2 separate regions of the Mus musculus genome follow, and region 2 is linked to region 1. The links are chromatin contacts, found by Hi-C or POLR2A ChIA-PET in ENCODE. All regions are on one chromosome and are shown on one strand. The core of a region is the stretch at or near the end of the contact, and the rest is flanking DNA. Distances in the headings are between cores, read along the strand shown. Region 1 has its middle 540 kb from the start of Gm20125. Region 2 holds the start of Cited2 (Cbp/p300-interacting transactivator, with Glu/Asp-rich carboxy-terminal domain, 2).

Evidence for each region. A loop is a pair of places that touch in the nucleus more often than their neighbours do. ChIA-PET counts read pairs that join two places held with the same protein, here RNA polymerase II (POLR2A).
Region 2: a loop to region 1 is called in a map of gastrocnemius, with 3 times the contacts of the local background. The contact joins the promoter of Cited2 here to the enhancer-like site in region 1. A Hi-C loop is called at or near these places in 1 of 37 maps with a recorded cell type or tissue (gastrocnemius). POLR2A ChIA-PET finds 5 or more read pairs at or near these places in 1 of 5 experiments (Patski).

Annotation. Positions count from the first base shown.
Region 1 is chr10:16,549,325-16,556,898 of GRCm38, reverse strand. No RefSeq gene overlaps it. Among named protein-coding and RNA genes, the nearest start is that of Gm20125, 540 kb to the left of the region's middle. Within about 2 kb of position 3,408, at least 1 of the 3 ENCODE cell types and tissues checked has a DNase peak (open chromatin) inside an H3K27ac peak, as active enhancers do; it is gastrocnemius, where a contact is called at or near this core.
Region 2 is chr10:17,719,312-17,726,885 of GRCm38, reverse strand. Cited2 (Cbp/p300-interacting transactivator, with Glu/Asp-rich carboxy-terminal domain, 2) reads right to left here and starts at 3,658. Exons shown (of 2, transcript NM_010828.3): 1 at 3,427-3,658; 2 at 1,212-2,948. The coding sequence starts at 2,940. The coding sequence ends at 2,131.

The DNA.
Region 1 (7,574 bases), core at 2,159-4,658:
CTAGATATCAACAAGAGAAACAATAGAAAACTTATAAATTCATGGAAATTGAACAACACTCCTGAATGAAAAATGGATGAACACAAAAAGTAAGAAAACATTAATTTTTTTCTATAATTAAATGAAAACAAATACACAACATATTTAATTTTTTTTGTGATACAATAAAAGCAGTTCTGAGGATAGTTCATAGCATTAAGCTCTTATATTAAAAAAGAAAGAGATCTCATACTAGCAACTTAGTACACCTGAAAGTTCTAGCACAAGACACAAGCACTCCCATGAGGCATTAATGGAAGGAAAGGGCTGAAATCGACAAAATTCAAACAAAGAGAATATTGAATCAAACAAAGAGTTCATTCTTTGAGAAAAATGAACAAGATAGACAATTCTGATTCAAACAAAAAGAATATTCAAATTAATGAAATCATAAATGAAAGGAACACAGGATTAATGAAAAAGTCAGTAGTCCCTCTATACACAAATGAGAATTGTGCTGAGATCAATAAATTAAAAAAATAATAAAATAATTAAATTTAAATAGGGTACAGATCTAACCAGAGAATTCTCTGGAAAGGAATTTCAAATGACCAAGAAACATTTGAAGAAGTGTTCAACATGCTTAGCCACCAGGGAAATGCAAATCAAAACTACATTGAAATTCCATCTTACACCTGTTACAATGCTAAGATCAATAACAGAAGTGACAGCTCATGTTCAGGAGGATGTGAAACAGAGATAACTCTCTTCCATTCTGATGGGAAAGCAAACACTTACAACTACTATGGAAATTTGAATGAAGTTTCATTGGAAAAATTAAAAGTTGATCAACCTCAAGATCCAGCTATATCACTCTTGGTCAGATATCCACAGAACATTCCATTCCACCACACCAACACTTCATCAACTATGTTCATAGCAGCTTTATTCATAATAACTAGAAAAGGGAAAAAACCTAATTGTCCATCAACTGAAGGACGGATAGATAAAATGCGTACATTTACAACATGTTTAAAAAAATCATATCATGGAATTTGAAGGCAAATGAATGGAGCTAGAAAATTATCTTGAATGAGGTAACCCAGACCCAGAAAACAATGAATTTATGAAATTCTTGGGAAAATGCATGTATCTGGAGGATATCATCCTGAGTGAGGTAACCCACTCACAAAAGAAGTCACTTGATATGCACTTACTGATAAGTGGGTATTAGCCCAGAAACCTAGAATACCCAAGATACAACTTCCAAAACACAAGAATATCAAGAAGGAAGACCAACTCGTGGATACTTCATTCCTCCCTAAAATAGGGAATAAAATATCCATGGAAGGAGTTGCAGAGACAAAGTTTGGAGCTAAGACGAAAGGATAGACCATACAGAGACTGCCTCACCCTGGGGTCCATCCCATAATCAGCCACCAAACGCAGATACTATTGCATACACCAAGATTTTGCCGAAAGGACCCTGGTATAGCTGTCTCCTGTGAGGCTTTGCCAGTGCCTGGCAAATACAGAAGTGGATACTCACAGTCATCTATAGGGTGGAGCACAGGGCCCCTAATGGAGGAACTAGAGAAAGTACCCAAGAGCTGAAGAGGTCTGCAACCCTATATGTGGAACAATATGAACTAATCAGTACCCCCAGAACTTGTGTCTCTAGCTGAATATGTAGCAGAAGATGGCCTAGTTGGCCATCATTGGGAAGAGAGGCCCCTTGGTCTAGCAAACTTTATATGCCCCAATACAGGGGAAAACCAGGGTCAAGAAGTAGGAGTGAGTAGGTAGGGGAGCAGGGTTGGGAGAGGGTATAGGAGACTTTTGGGATAGCATTTGAAATGTAAATGAAGAAAATATCTAATAAAAAATTAGAAAAAAGAAAAAACATGGTATGTAATCACTTATAAGTGGATATTACCTGTAAAGTAAGGATAACAATGCTATAATACAGATCCAGGGAAGCTAAGTAACAATGAGGACTTAAAGGGGAGAATGAAGGGATCTTTCTGGGAAGGAGAAATAGAATACATTTTGTAGGGACTGGAAGAACATGAGTTTGAGGGTTCAGGTAGAATGAGATGAATAGAGGAAGAGGATTTTGGGAGAGATGACTGTAATTAGGGGACTTTGGGAGAATAATGTGGAATCTTTAAATAGTATATATTCACTAGTACTCTCCTGAAGGTCTCTCCCTCTCTGTCTCTGTCTGCCTGTCTGCCTGCCTGCCTGCCCGCCTGTCTGTCTGTCTGTCTGTCTGTCTGTCTGTCTGTCTCTGTTCTCTCTCTCTCTGTGTATGTGTGTGTCTGTATGTTCGTGTGTCTGTATGTATACATAAAATATTCTTTTAGACAACCTGTTGTTTGCTGCACAGTACTGCTATTGTGAATATTATGAATGCATTTTTCTAGTGACTAATCTTTTCCTTATTTTGGTGGAATTAAAATGGTAGCCATAACTTCACTGTACACTGAATAGCTTAGTGCATTGTAAAATGATAAAAATTCTGGATAATAGGACTTCAAACTCTATAGAAAGATTTATTTTCCTTTAGGCCTAGGACTCTTGCAATCCCCTTGGTGTAGTTTGCCAATTTATGAGATTTCAGGTGTGAGCTACAATAGAATAGTGGTACTTATTACTTTTATTTTGGGTATATATTTTTTGGGGGTATATATTTTTAACTCCCTGAATAGTTGAAATAGTACATAATTGATACAAGATTAGTTGCATGCCAGAGTTGAATAATTTGCATCAATGAAAATGGCAACATGTGGTTTTGATAAGTAAAACATCTTATGACATCACTCATTGAAAATCATTCCGAGGAAGTTTGTGACACACTTATGATTGAATTGTACATATCTGAGTAAACATTTTCTTTTCTAAATTAACACAACCACTTTGCATCTATCCATGGACCTCTCTTTATACAAGGTTAATATTTAGTACCATAAAATTTCATATTCTATAAAAGTAAGGTGAGACCTCATTGAAATCGAGTCATTTATGCAGAGCTTGACATCCAGGTAATCAGAACTTTCCAGGATTCCTTAGTAGCTATTTTATCCATGGAATAACCCTCTGCTGTTGAAGTGAAGACAGTGTGCATCTTGTATGCAGAAGAGCAGGGACATAAATTTATAACATCAGAGGAAAAATATGAACCCATAAATTCCACATGGTGAAACTGTATCCTGCTCATGCCTCCAAATATGACTCTGCTTGAACACAGGTCTCTTACACAAGTAATAACACAATAAAAATAATTAATGTGTGTTTCTAATCAAATATTATTGGTACATTTATTTATAAAAAAGAATGTTGGAAATGGACAAGCACACAGAAAAACAAGTAAAGATAAAGTTAGTAAGAAGCCTTATGACTAACCAAGGAATGTTGGCAGACCACCAGAAACTTAGGGTGAGGCAAGATGCTGGTTTGCAATCTCGCCTGTCAGCAGACTCCACACTGTCTATCTTGATCTCAAATTTCTAGCCCCCAAGAATTATGAGGCAATAAAGTTCTGTTTTCAGAACGGCTCATCTTTCTCTTGCCATGGCTCACTAGAGAGTGAGTACATGATTTCTTACAATCCTTACATCATTTTTGAAACTTTGTGATACTCCAATAATCAGAAAAGTTACCATTGCCAATTTTCTGGAACTATAAACAGGTTTCTGATCAAACCAAGGGTTGTTCTTAAGAAGGTCAAAGGAACTTGGTCAAATCTGAAAACAGAACTGGCAACTCTAAGAAAGATTGTTCCTTTGTCAGGAGGTTCCCTGACACTCCCAGGATACTGCAATTGTTTCAAAATGGCCTGAACAGGAAGCATACACTATCTAAGGGTAGATACCCTCTGTAGGACCAGTCAGGAAGGAAAGAGAGGACTCTAACTCCTAAGGTTCCTCTCATCTCTTGATGGTAGCTATTTGTCAGTAATAAAGTTAGTGGGTTATTTGTTTGTTTGTTTGTTTGACGATATGTCTGGCATTTCTATTTGCCTGTCATTCTATAAGGTACTTTCACTCTGTCATTTGTCCTCAGGATCTGTAATTATTATTTTGTTCCCCAGACCCTCAATATCTCCTTTTTGCTCAGAGATGTTTCTATTTTGCTGTTCTCTACTCGGGTCTAGAACCCTTCGTTTCTTTCCAGGGCCCCAGGAGGATCTCTGCTCCTTTCTCTTGCCAGTCACTGCCTGTTTTGATACACCCCTCTCATACTTCTAGCTGTCCTAGTCTGTCAGTAGTCTCGATCTCCCTGTGTCTCTGACTATCTGTGTCTCTAACTTGGTCAGTCTCTTAAGTCTCTTGTCTCCATCTGTCTCTCTCTCTCTCTGTGTTTGTGTTTCTGTCTATCTGCATGTGTATGTCTTTTTTCTCTGTGTCTGTCTCTCTCTGACTCTGTCCCACCTCCCTCCTTTCTCATTTTCATTCTCTCTATAATAGTGGCTTCACTTTAATTTCTGAGTGAGCTTCTTCCTACAATTTTTTGGACATCTCATGGAGTGAATTTAGCAGATGACCACTCCTGACCTCTGAAACACACTAAAGCTATGATCTATCTGTTTAGATGCAGGTTTCTGGCTCCAATTTTAGTGCAAGTAGTGTTTATAGCTGGATAACACAGGGGGTTACTTTTATCCTTATGTAGATAGCTATCTAGTAGTTCTTAGCACAAAGGAAGTCTACCAATAATAATGATGCTTCCACATTAATGCCAGCTTGAATTCTCCATGGTCTATGCTTTCTTTTCTCACACAACAGTGCAGTTGAACATATGAACTCACAGCGACTGTGACATGTACAACACCAGTGCCAGAGTAAGTCAGACAAAATTCCATCATGGAAAGTGGTAATAAAATCTTACTTCTAACTGAGGAGGTATTAATAATAACTTCTAGGAAAGATTCCTTTAAGGTGTATATCCTGTTTGGTTGACCTCATTTCTTTACATACTCAAATACTCAAGAGGAAATAAAGAACACTAACTGTACTTAAATGGTTTTTACAAATCTGGACACAACAGTGGGCTGGGTATAAAATTGGGGCACTGGATTTGGGAAAAGTTGGGGGTAGTGAAATACTACAAAAATGCAAGGTAATAAAATTCTCAGAAAAAAAATTCTGATATTGAATCTCACTATGTAGGCCAGACTGGCCTGGTATTCACTATGTAAACCAAACTAGTCTCAAATTCACAGTTATCTGTCCATGTCTGCTTCCCAAATGCTGAGATTAATGAAATTAATGAGTGTGTGAATACACCTGTCTCCAATCTTTTATAGACACCTCTGTCTACAGTTATGAGTAAACAAAGCCACATGTGCTTAAAAGATGTTTGGAGTTGAAGTCTTTTTATAGTGGAAATAATCATCACATTATGTATTTAGAGTAGAAACGAAAATAGAATCAATCTGAATATAATAAACACTATAAATTAAATATGTATAGTTTCAACCTTTATATTATAATATATATACACTGATAGATTTTAAATTGGGGGGTGTTAGATTGGACACTTGACTACATATGAAGTTTTTTGGCTGTCAAAAAAGAGTAAGAGTGGATGAGATGGCTCAACAAATAAGGGTGTATATTGTTAAGACCAATTATCCTGTGTGTCATCCCTACTACTGCATGTTCTTCTATGTTCTCCACTTGTGCACTCTTGCAAGCATACACCCAACACTAAATAAATGAATAAATAAATAAGTACTTAATCTAATAAACAAACTGATATATAGGATAACCAATGCTGAAAAGAGTATAGCCTTATCCATACATTGTTTTTTAAATATTAGTCATGCACCAATTCATCTTTAGGACTGTCAGATTCTCTTACAGTGTTCTATAACAGAGAACAACTCAATATTCTGAATTAGCTAACTTGCTTAAAGTATCATATTTTTGGTTGGAATAGTCTCACTGTTCATTCAGTTTAATTTCTTCATAATAATATCAATTACTTAGATACAGTTACACTATATCAATAATAATATCAAATGATTACACTAGACAATTGTCATATTATCAAATCAACTGTTTTTATTTTTCAAATAATCTACAAAAAAAGATTCTCATTGTTGGGCTGGTGAGCTAACTCCCATGTTGTTTTGGAGGGTTACATGCCCCCTATTAAAACTTCCATCTCAGTATCCATATTTTATGAGGCTAAAACTCAATAAAACTTAATTCATTTTGGATAGCTTTCTCTATTGTATTAGACCATGCAGTTTATAGGCATGGTGCCTTAAAAATAAATTCAACTCTTTGTTTTTCTTTAAATATCTCAGAATGTCCAGTGGTTGTGTTAGTTTTGTACAGTCTATGGTAATCCAAAATCCTATTTTCAAAAAATATTTTTATTCTGACATTTCTTTTGTTGTTGTCAAATTGCTTGCAGATTTTTCCTCCAGTGCCACATGCATGTTTGTTGAGTGTTTTTAATGGTTATTGAACTTGTCCCAAGTAGAGTAGTAATGAGTCTATTCTAAAAGAATCATGCATAATTATATAATAACAATGCCTAGGCATATAGCATAAGAAAATTATTCAATGGTAGTAGACTGTAAAGCTAAAGCTAATGTTTGTATTAGGACATTTTTGTGTGCAAAACCTGTGGTTACTGAGGTGTCTATGAAAACCTATAGAAGCTGCTAAAATATATGAATAGGGAGTAGAAGTATAATTTATTTATCCATGGCTGGCATATCTGTGTGTCTATTGATCAACTTACTCTTATCTATCACCATCATCATCTATCAGTCTACTTATCTTTCCTATTTATTTATCATCTGTCTATTAATAATGCCTAGTCACCATCTTTTTTACAAGTTCAGTGTTATAACTAGCAGAATATAATGAAGATTTCTAATGAAAGTACATGAAAGCTGTAGAATTTTTCTAGTGTATTGAGGTATGATCAATAAATAAAACTCTGCCATATCAAAGATATATGAGCTTTTAAAAATATACTCAGACCTAATGAAATGATTACCAATAGTAAATAAATCCACATATCAGTCTTTCACCAAGTAAGTACCCTTTAAGATTTTTTGGTGGTAACACTTTAAATCTTTCCTTTTGCAAATTTCAAGTGTGCAAACTTGTTATGAATCAAAATCACCATGCTGTCCATTTGGTCTCTGGTACGAGTTAATCTCATAATTGAAGATTTGATCAGTGTCTCATTTTCTTTCCCTACCAGACCCTGTTACCCACTTTTCTGCTCTTTGTTTCTGTGGCTTCTATAATTTTATAGTCTAAATACAGGTATGTTCATGATGGTTTGAAAATATGCTTTCATACATATAAACAAAGTTTCTGTTTTGTTCTAGAAGCTCAAATTTTACTGTTGTATTTTTTATTAGATATTTTCTTTATTTACAGTTCAAATGTTATCTCCTGTGATGGCTTGTATATTCTTGGACCAGGGAGTGGCACCATTTGGAGGTGTGGCCTTGTTGGAATAGATGTGACCTGGTTGAAGTAGGTGTGTCACTGTGGGTGTGGGCTTAAGATCCTCACCCTAGTTGCCTGGAAGTCAATTTTCTACTAGTAGCCTTTGGATGA
Region 2 (7,574 bases), core at 2,409-4,908, 1.2 Mb before region 1:
TGAAAATTGGGGTGAATGAGCTTTGCGTGATTTCATAGAACACAATTATTAATAGGATGGTGTCAATTATAGAGTTATAAAAAGCCCAGTGCACTATGCATCTTAATTTTACCTGTCCTGCTTGGAAATAGAACTTAACAGAGTCGAGCCACTCGGAGTCCTTCTCAGTCAGCCTATGTGCCAGATTCCAGGGCAGCCCTACCTGCTTGTTCTGACTGCAAACATGGGCTTTAGGATCAGATTCAAAGCACAAAAAGGGACCGCTCTTTTGAAGCAAGGTTTGCTGTAAGACCTTCTTGGCCTGCATTTCCTTGGTCTCTCCATAGGGTCAGTGGGAGTCTCTGTTCTTGGCTGAGGGTATGCTGCTCTTGAAAGCGTGAAAACATGACAGGCAACAACAACCTAACTCCTCTCTCACCTGGGATGCTCTGACACTTTCTTTCTCTTCTGCTTGATTATGTAAGGCTATCCCTGACACCCACTGAATGTGGGTTTGGTCTGCTTAAAGACTCAGCTCACCCAGGCTGTTAAACTCATTTTATACTGAGGTCCCTGGCACCTAATGCATGGGACAGCGGCAGCTCAGAATTCTGGAAAATGGGGCACGCTTGGGAGGGAACATGTTATGAAGGTTGTAATTTGACCTTTGAGTCAACCTCGGAGCAAAACTTAAATATTATTGGAAGCCTCAAGGTAGGTTTCCACCCCCCTCTTGCACCCAGAACTGCAAACCAGTCAGAATCTATTTGAGGTTAAGCTGGCAGATGTGTCTATCCTTAGCGCCTTTGCTCAGAAATAAAATTCATCACTTGAAATAAAGGTAATTTATATTTAATGCCACCCCATCAATCACTCAGTATAATATTCTAGTCCATGTCCTTTTAAGTAGTTGAATCAAAAACAGTTTTCTCCCCCCACCCCCACGCAGTGAGAAAGATTAAATATTGCTAGCCTTCCTAGCCAAGGAGCACTGGAAATGGAAACAACAGCAAAGAAACAACAACAAAAACACTGTGACAACTTCTCAGCCTTTGATTAAACCACACCAAGAGGCATGCTACAAAGGTAACCAGCAGCATTATGTCAATTATCCTAAATCCTGCTTTCCCTTAAGCTCACGGTGACCTGTTTTAGTGTCCTGAAACTTATTATCCTTTGAAAGCTTACTCGCAATAACAAGTGGAATGTAAAGACAACCCCCCCCAAATGACTGACTTTTAGAAAACAAGTTTATTTCTTAACTTTTTATTGACATTGGCAAATTAAAATAGAATAAATTAACAAGTATTTTCTCAAAAAAATGTTTTGTACAAAAATACTGTCAAAATTTCCTAAAAAGCTTTCAACACAGTAGTATCTTTTCATGTACTGAATATAACTATTAGCACAGTGTCAAAAATGTTGAAGACAGAAACAAAATAAAAATCTGTGAAATGTTTGCCACTGACGACATTCCACACCCTATTATTGTCTGTACATATGGGGGAGGGGAGACAGCCAACTTGAAAGTGAACGGTATGACTTTTCCTGATCCAGAACGGTTTGGCCCACATGTTTAATCTTCCAGTTTAGCATATTTGAAAACTTAAGTCTGTACTCGAATGCATAGTTAAAAAAAATGAAGCGAGATGGCAGTTTGTGCAGTAATATCTGCCCTTCAAAGATCATGCAGCCAACAAATGCAATGTTTCCTTTCACTCATGAATCTGAACGCAGCGCAGTCATTTGAAACCATCTACAAAATCCACAAGATTAAGCAGTTTGCCAAGCTTAATATCTAACAGTTGAGCACGGGAGAAAGTGAGGAAATAAAGGAGTAAAAACAAACAACAAAAAAGACCAAGTTAGCTAGATATTTCAACTACATAAGGGAGGTGAATGTCAAGGCTACAAAAAACGAAACAAGAATAGGAAAAAGTGGCAGCAATCTTTTTTTTTTTTAAACCAATTTGTACAAGTTTATAGTTTACTTTGTTTCCAGGTTCTCAACCCTTTCAGGATCTGAAAAGCGAGATACTGCGTCTAAGGGAATGTTTGTTTTTTTGTTTTTTTTTTAATTCACACCGAAGAAGTTGGGGGTGGGGGTGGGGTGGGGAGGGTGATTTCTTTCCGCCTGCGAGGTTAACCGAGTCAACAGCTGACTCTGCTGGGCTGCTGCTTGCACACGAAGTCCGTCATAAAATCAAACTCATTTTGGCCCAGCCAGAGTTCGGGCAGCTCCTTGATGCGGTCCAAACCCATTTCTATCACTAAGGACATAAGCACTTCCTCGTCGATGAAATCAGTGTCTATGACATTGGGCGGCAGCATTGCCGCGGGGACGTGAGCCACCGAGGCGGGCATGGTGCTGCCACCGCCGCTGCCGCCCGCGCTGCTGCCACCCGCGCCGCCCGAGGTGCCGCCGGAGCCGCCGGGGGTGCCGCTGCCACCCGCACCGCCAGGGGTGCTGCTGCCTCCGCTGTGCTTGGGGTTGCAATCTCGGAAGTGCTGGTTTGTCCCGTTCATCTGGTGGCCTGCAGTGGGGTGCAAATCCGGCATGTAGTGGTTGTGGGGGTAGGGGTGATGGTTGAAATACTGGTTGTTGAGCTTCTGCAGCTGCATGCTGGCCGGCAGGGAGCCTCCCTGGCTGGCCACCGGGGGACCCATGAACTGGGAGTTGTTAAACCTGGCGGCCGGGGCCAGAGCGCTCGGGGGGTGCCCCCCGTTCACAGTCCCCGGCCCCATGGCGTGCCTGATGCCGCTCGTGGCATTCATGTTGCCCGCGCCGTAGTGTATGTGCTCGCCCATGAGGGCGTTGAAGGCGTGCTGGGGCTGCTGCTGCTGGTGATGATGCGGGCTCGGGAACTGCCCCATGCCCATGCGGTGGGCAGGGTGGTGGTGCAGCCCGTTGGTGCCGTCGGGGAAGCGCCCGTGGTTCATGGCCATCATATGGTCTGCCATTTCCAGTCCTGAAAGCGAAACGAGCAGACGCTGAGACCCGCGCCACACGTGTCGCCCACCAGAGCGCACCCCACTTCTGTAGCCCCCCGTACCCGCGAGCACGTCTCAAGCTGCAGACCACCACCCCCGAGAGAGCCCACCAGCAGCCCGTGCACCCGAGCTCGCTACCTCGGCGGACCTGCTGCCTGCCGGACCCGCACAGCCTGGCGCTGAGCGACCTGCCCCTTCCCCTAGGATCCGGGAAAGTGTGGCGGGGGGAGGGGGACCGGAGCCCACACCCCCCTGGGTTCCCTGAAGTGGCCTAATAAAGGAAGTGCCCCGGAGCCGGGCCGCGAACTTCAGGCATTCAATCAGCCCTCCTCACCCTGTGGTTGCACATCCTGTTGTTATTCCCCAGCTCCGCCTCACGCTTGTCCCCGGAGCCAGCCCTGCCCTCGGAGGACTAGGCTGGCAGCAGCCCTGGCTAGCTTCGCCCGCCGCGCTCACCTTCCGTCTTTGCGATTTCTGCTCGGAACACCGAAGGCGGGCTCGTCGAGTCCAGGACCGGCTCAGCAGCACATAGAGGGACAGCCGATGGGCTGTGAGGCGCTCGCCGGTGCGAGGTTGGCGCCGAGGTCTTGCAGCAGCCGCTGGAGCAAATTCCGAGCCGTTCCCTTTTCTTTTCCTCCGCTGCCCTAGCCGCTCCGCAAGACCGCCAGGCAGCTGCCAACAATGAGCTGTGTTTCTCCGGGCTTTGGCCACTGTTAATATAAGGATCTCAGGAAGGGCGGAGCGACAGCCTCCCCGGCGGCAAGCGCAAACACACGGATCCCGGAACATCAGCACCCTGGATCGGGTCCTCTGCCGCGTCCGCGAGTCCGCGCTGCACGTGCGCAGCGGCTGCGCGCCCCGGCGCCGCCCAGCAGGTCTCCGGACCGAAGTGGCTTTCTGGCTCCCAAAGGCGAGGTTGTGCCTGCCACCTCAGGGACACGGAGCTAGTCCTCCCGGCCACCCAGTGCACGGAAGCATCTACAGGAGAGGAGCAAGGAGCACTCCCCACCTCCTTCTGGCTAGATCTCCCCACCCCCAGCTCGCTCACCCGGCTTACCTAGTGATCTGCCCTGCCCTCTACAGGAAAAAGGGGTTCGCTCAGCCTCCCTGCCCTGCAGAGTTTTCTTAGGTGCCAAACTCTTCCCAACCTACGAAGAATGGCTATGCTTTCCCGAGTTAGATTTTTAAAGCCCTGGGCCGATCGTGTCCTGTCCTCTGAGCGCGCTTTCCTGAGCCGCGCCTTTGTGTTTGTGTTTGTGGTTTTGTTTTTTTTTATATACAGGCAGCACGTACACCTAACTGAGGTATTTTTCTTAGTGTGGATGCACCCTTTAACTCCCCACCCCTCACCCCCGCTCCGCACCTCCACTCTTTTCAAGGACAGGGGTTGGGGGCGGGGAGCGGCAGCGGCTGCAGGTGGACCGAGCGCGCTCACAGGCCGGGGCGGCTCCACTCCCGGGGTTCTGGAATCCGCTCCGCACTTTACGGCCTGCTCCACGCTCCGGGAGTACGTGTGCTTCTGCTAAGTTTGCGTTTGCAGCTCTTGGTAGCTTTGGCATCCGAGCTGAGGCGTCCCTGCTCTGTAAACAAACTCAGCGATCCTCGTCCCCAGATCCACCTTTTTGCACATACACAGTTACTTGCTTCTGCTGTTGCCCTTGATCCAGGAGGTGGGGGTGTGTGCAAACTTGCACAGCCTCCCTCCGGGCTCTTGCCTGACGGTTTGGGGTTGATTTAGAAGCAAACGGGTTTGTAATTAAGAAATTCGAGGGCTGAGTAAGGCTGCTGCTGCTGCAAAAGGAAAACAGATAGATAGCTTGGTAATCGCTTTGTAAATAAAGTCGTTTTGGAAGTGGGCACGTAGCAGCACGTCCTGTATGGCACAGTGCGCGCACACACGGCTACTAGTCTTCCTTTTCAGTGAAATTGTTCAGTGGAGCAATAGGCGGTGATAATAATAACCTTGCTTGCAGAACGAAGCACAACGAGCCCGATCGCCCATTTGGCTCATTGACTTGCAAATAAAACCCCTAACACTGGTCTGGGCCACTATCCAGTCCTAGCTCTCTTGCTTTGCGAGTTATTTTTCCTACACCAGGATGAGGCTGTTTGGAGCGTGTATCTCTCTCTTTAAGTGGTGAAATCGAGTTTAGCGCTCCGAATAAGGACTTCTGAGTACGGTTGTTTCTTCATAACTCGATGTCCATGGACGACTTCCTGCTGTAAAGAGCCAGTACCCCTCCCCCATCTCGTTTCTTTTTCACCCTTCTAGCTAACAGTCTCTCTCTCTCTCTCTCTCTCTCTCTCTCTCTCTCTCTCTCTCTCTCTCTCTCTCTCTCCTGTATTTCTTGAGAACTGGAAATTCTGATACATTGCCTGCCCCATTCAGTAATTTTTTTTTTTTTGGCATTACTCCTATGTCTTCCCCAAGTTGGTCCCTTTTCAAGCACCCCAAACAACAAAACCTTCTCTCTTCCTGTCTACCCTTTTTCCAGACTGTCAAGCATTTATAACCCTGTATGCAAATGATTTTGAAACCTCAAGAATGTTTACTTTTTGGAGAAGTGAGCAAGAGATACATGGCTTTCAGTTCTAACAATTCTCTCTTTTGTCCAACTCCTAGTTTGGCCTGTATGTCATGAACATGACGCTGAAAAAACCAAGAGGTTTTGACGGAGATCAGAAGGGACGTTTCCTATCAAAAACCTGCATTCCAAAATCTTGGCCAAGCCAAGATAATTTTTTTGAATAGATTATTTACTTCCCTTTCCTATCGTGCAGTCTTGCGACACAAGGAACAGCTTTCGAACGTCTAATCTAAATTCCTCCTGCAGCCATTAAGGGAAGGTATCCCACTAGTGTGCTCCAATGTTTCTGTAGACTATTGGGCAATCTCTGGAAAGGCCACTTGCCCATCATCCACCAGTAAAAGGGAAAATAAATACTTCTGAGTCCAACTGGATGGGATGCAGAATGCGTTGCTCATTTATTCTCCCAATGCATGTTCTCTGGGTTCCAGGAACTTCTTAGTGCCCTAAGATGTAAAGATGGCAACTCATGCTTAGAAGGAGACCTCAGATAACCAAGTTTGGGTACACCCACCATCCCAGAGTGTATAGGAGGGATACCATACCATGTCTCAGAGGCATCAGGAGGCTTCTCAGCGGGCATAGTAAACTAGTTAAAACCAGAGGATGAGTAAACGTTTGGTTGCATGGATCAAAGAGTTCCGGCAAAGAAGAGAGAAGCAAACTGGATAGATGAGTCCTAAGGGCCAAACTCTTTTTGGGTCCAAACTACAGTTGGGTCCTTAGGCCCCGGTGTTTCCAGGCTGAGAATTTGGATTGGGTCCCAGTGCCACAGAGAAGTGGGTGAAAGCTTCAGAGGTAGTATTGTGGAGCGCAGTGTGGAAAAGGAAGACTTGAAACAGGGAGTCCAGGTTGGGGGTGGTTGTGGTTATAGTTATCCACAAATACAGGAAGTCCCCTGAGGTTTCTCCCAGGAACCTGGGGAGGTGTGGCCAGCGAGCACTAGACAGTTGTAGTAGCTTCCTAGGATTGACATAGTAGAACACCATGCTTAAGCAACAAAAAGTTATTGTCTGATTTATATTAGGGAGCCGGAAGTCCAAATTCAAGAGTTGGCAGGATTGGTCCTGTCTGTCTTGTATCGTCTGGCAGGTTGCTGGCAGCACTTGGTAAATCCATCCCTGCCGTTTCTGTTTCTGCCCTTGTCTTTACATAGCATTTCCCAGCGTGTGTCTCTCTGTGCCACCACTTTATAAGGACGTCACTTGTACTGGATCTATCGTAATGACCTCATTTGGTCTTGATGACCTCTGAATATATCCTATACTCAAATCAGATCACATTTTGAGGCACAGGAGGTTAAGACTATACCTAGGTTTTTAGAAAAGCCAATCCCAACCCATAACAACAGTGAAGAACTAAGAGATCTAAGATCCCAGGTCATGAGGAAGAAACTCTCTAGAGTTCTTTTTCCATACACTCCGATGGCCCTTGTCCTCATTTCTGTGGCTCTGCTCAAATTCCACCCAGAGGTCTTGCTCAGCGTCCCATTCAAAACCCTTTTCGTTGATTACTTCACCCTACTCTTTACTTTTCTCCTTGGTGTTTGTTTCCACCTGATACTTGGCACAGTAAATGGACTTAACTGTTAACTGCCTTTTCCCACTAGGAACGGGGCTCCAGGAAAGCAGAGTATGTTTATATGAGTGTATGAGTAAAAGTATGTTTGTTCGCTGTAGATCTGAATCAAGTCTAACTAGATGTTCGACAATGAATGAATCTGTGAATCAATGAATCGGTGAATAAAGATTGATACACCTTGGAATAACTATCAAGGGAACCAAAATGAAAAGTGAGGGAAGAGTCTTCCAGAGGTTGCTTTTAAGCGAGAAGTAGAAAAATCCAGCAGAGGGCTGGGAGTGGGTGTAGCCTAATTGGTAGAGTGCATGCATAACAGAGACCTTGAGTTCCATCTCTAATACCTTGCAAACTGCATGGGGCATGTGACTAATCGTTACACTTGGGGTGTATTAAGAGTTCAAGGTCATCCTTGGTTACATAGAAAGTTTTGAGTCC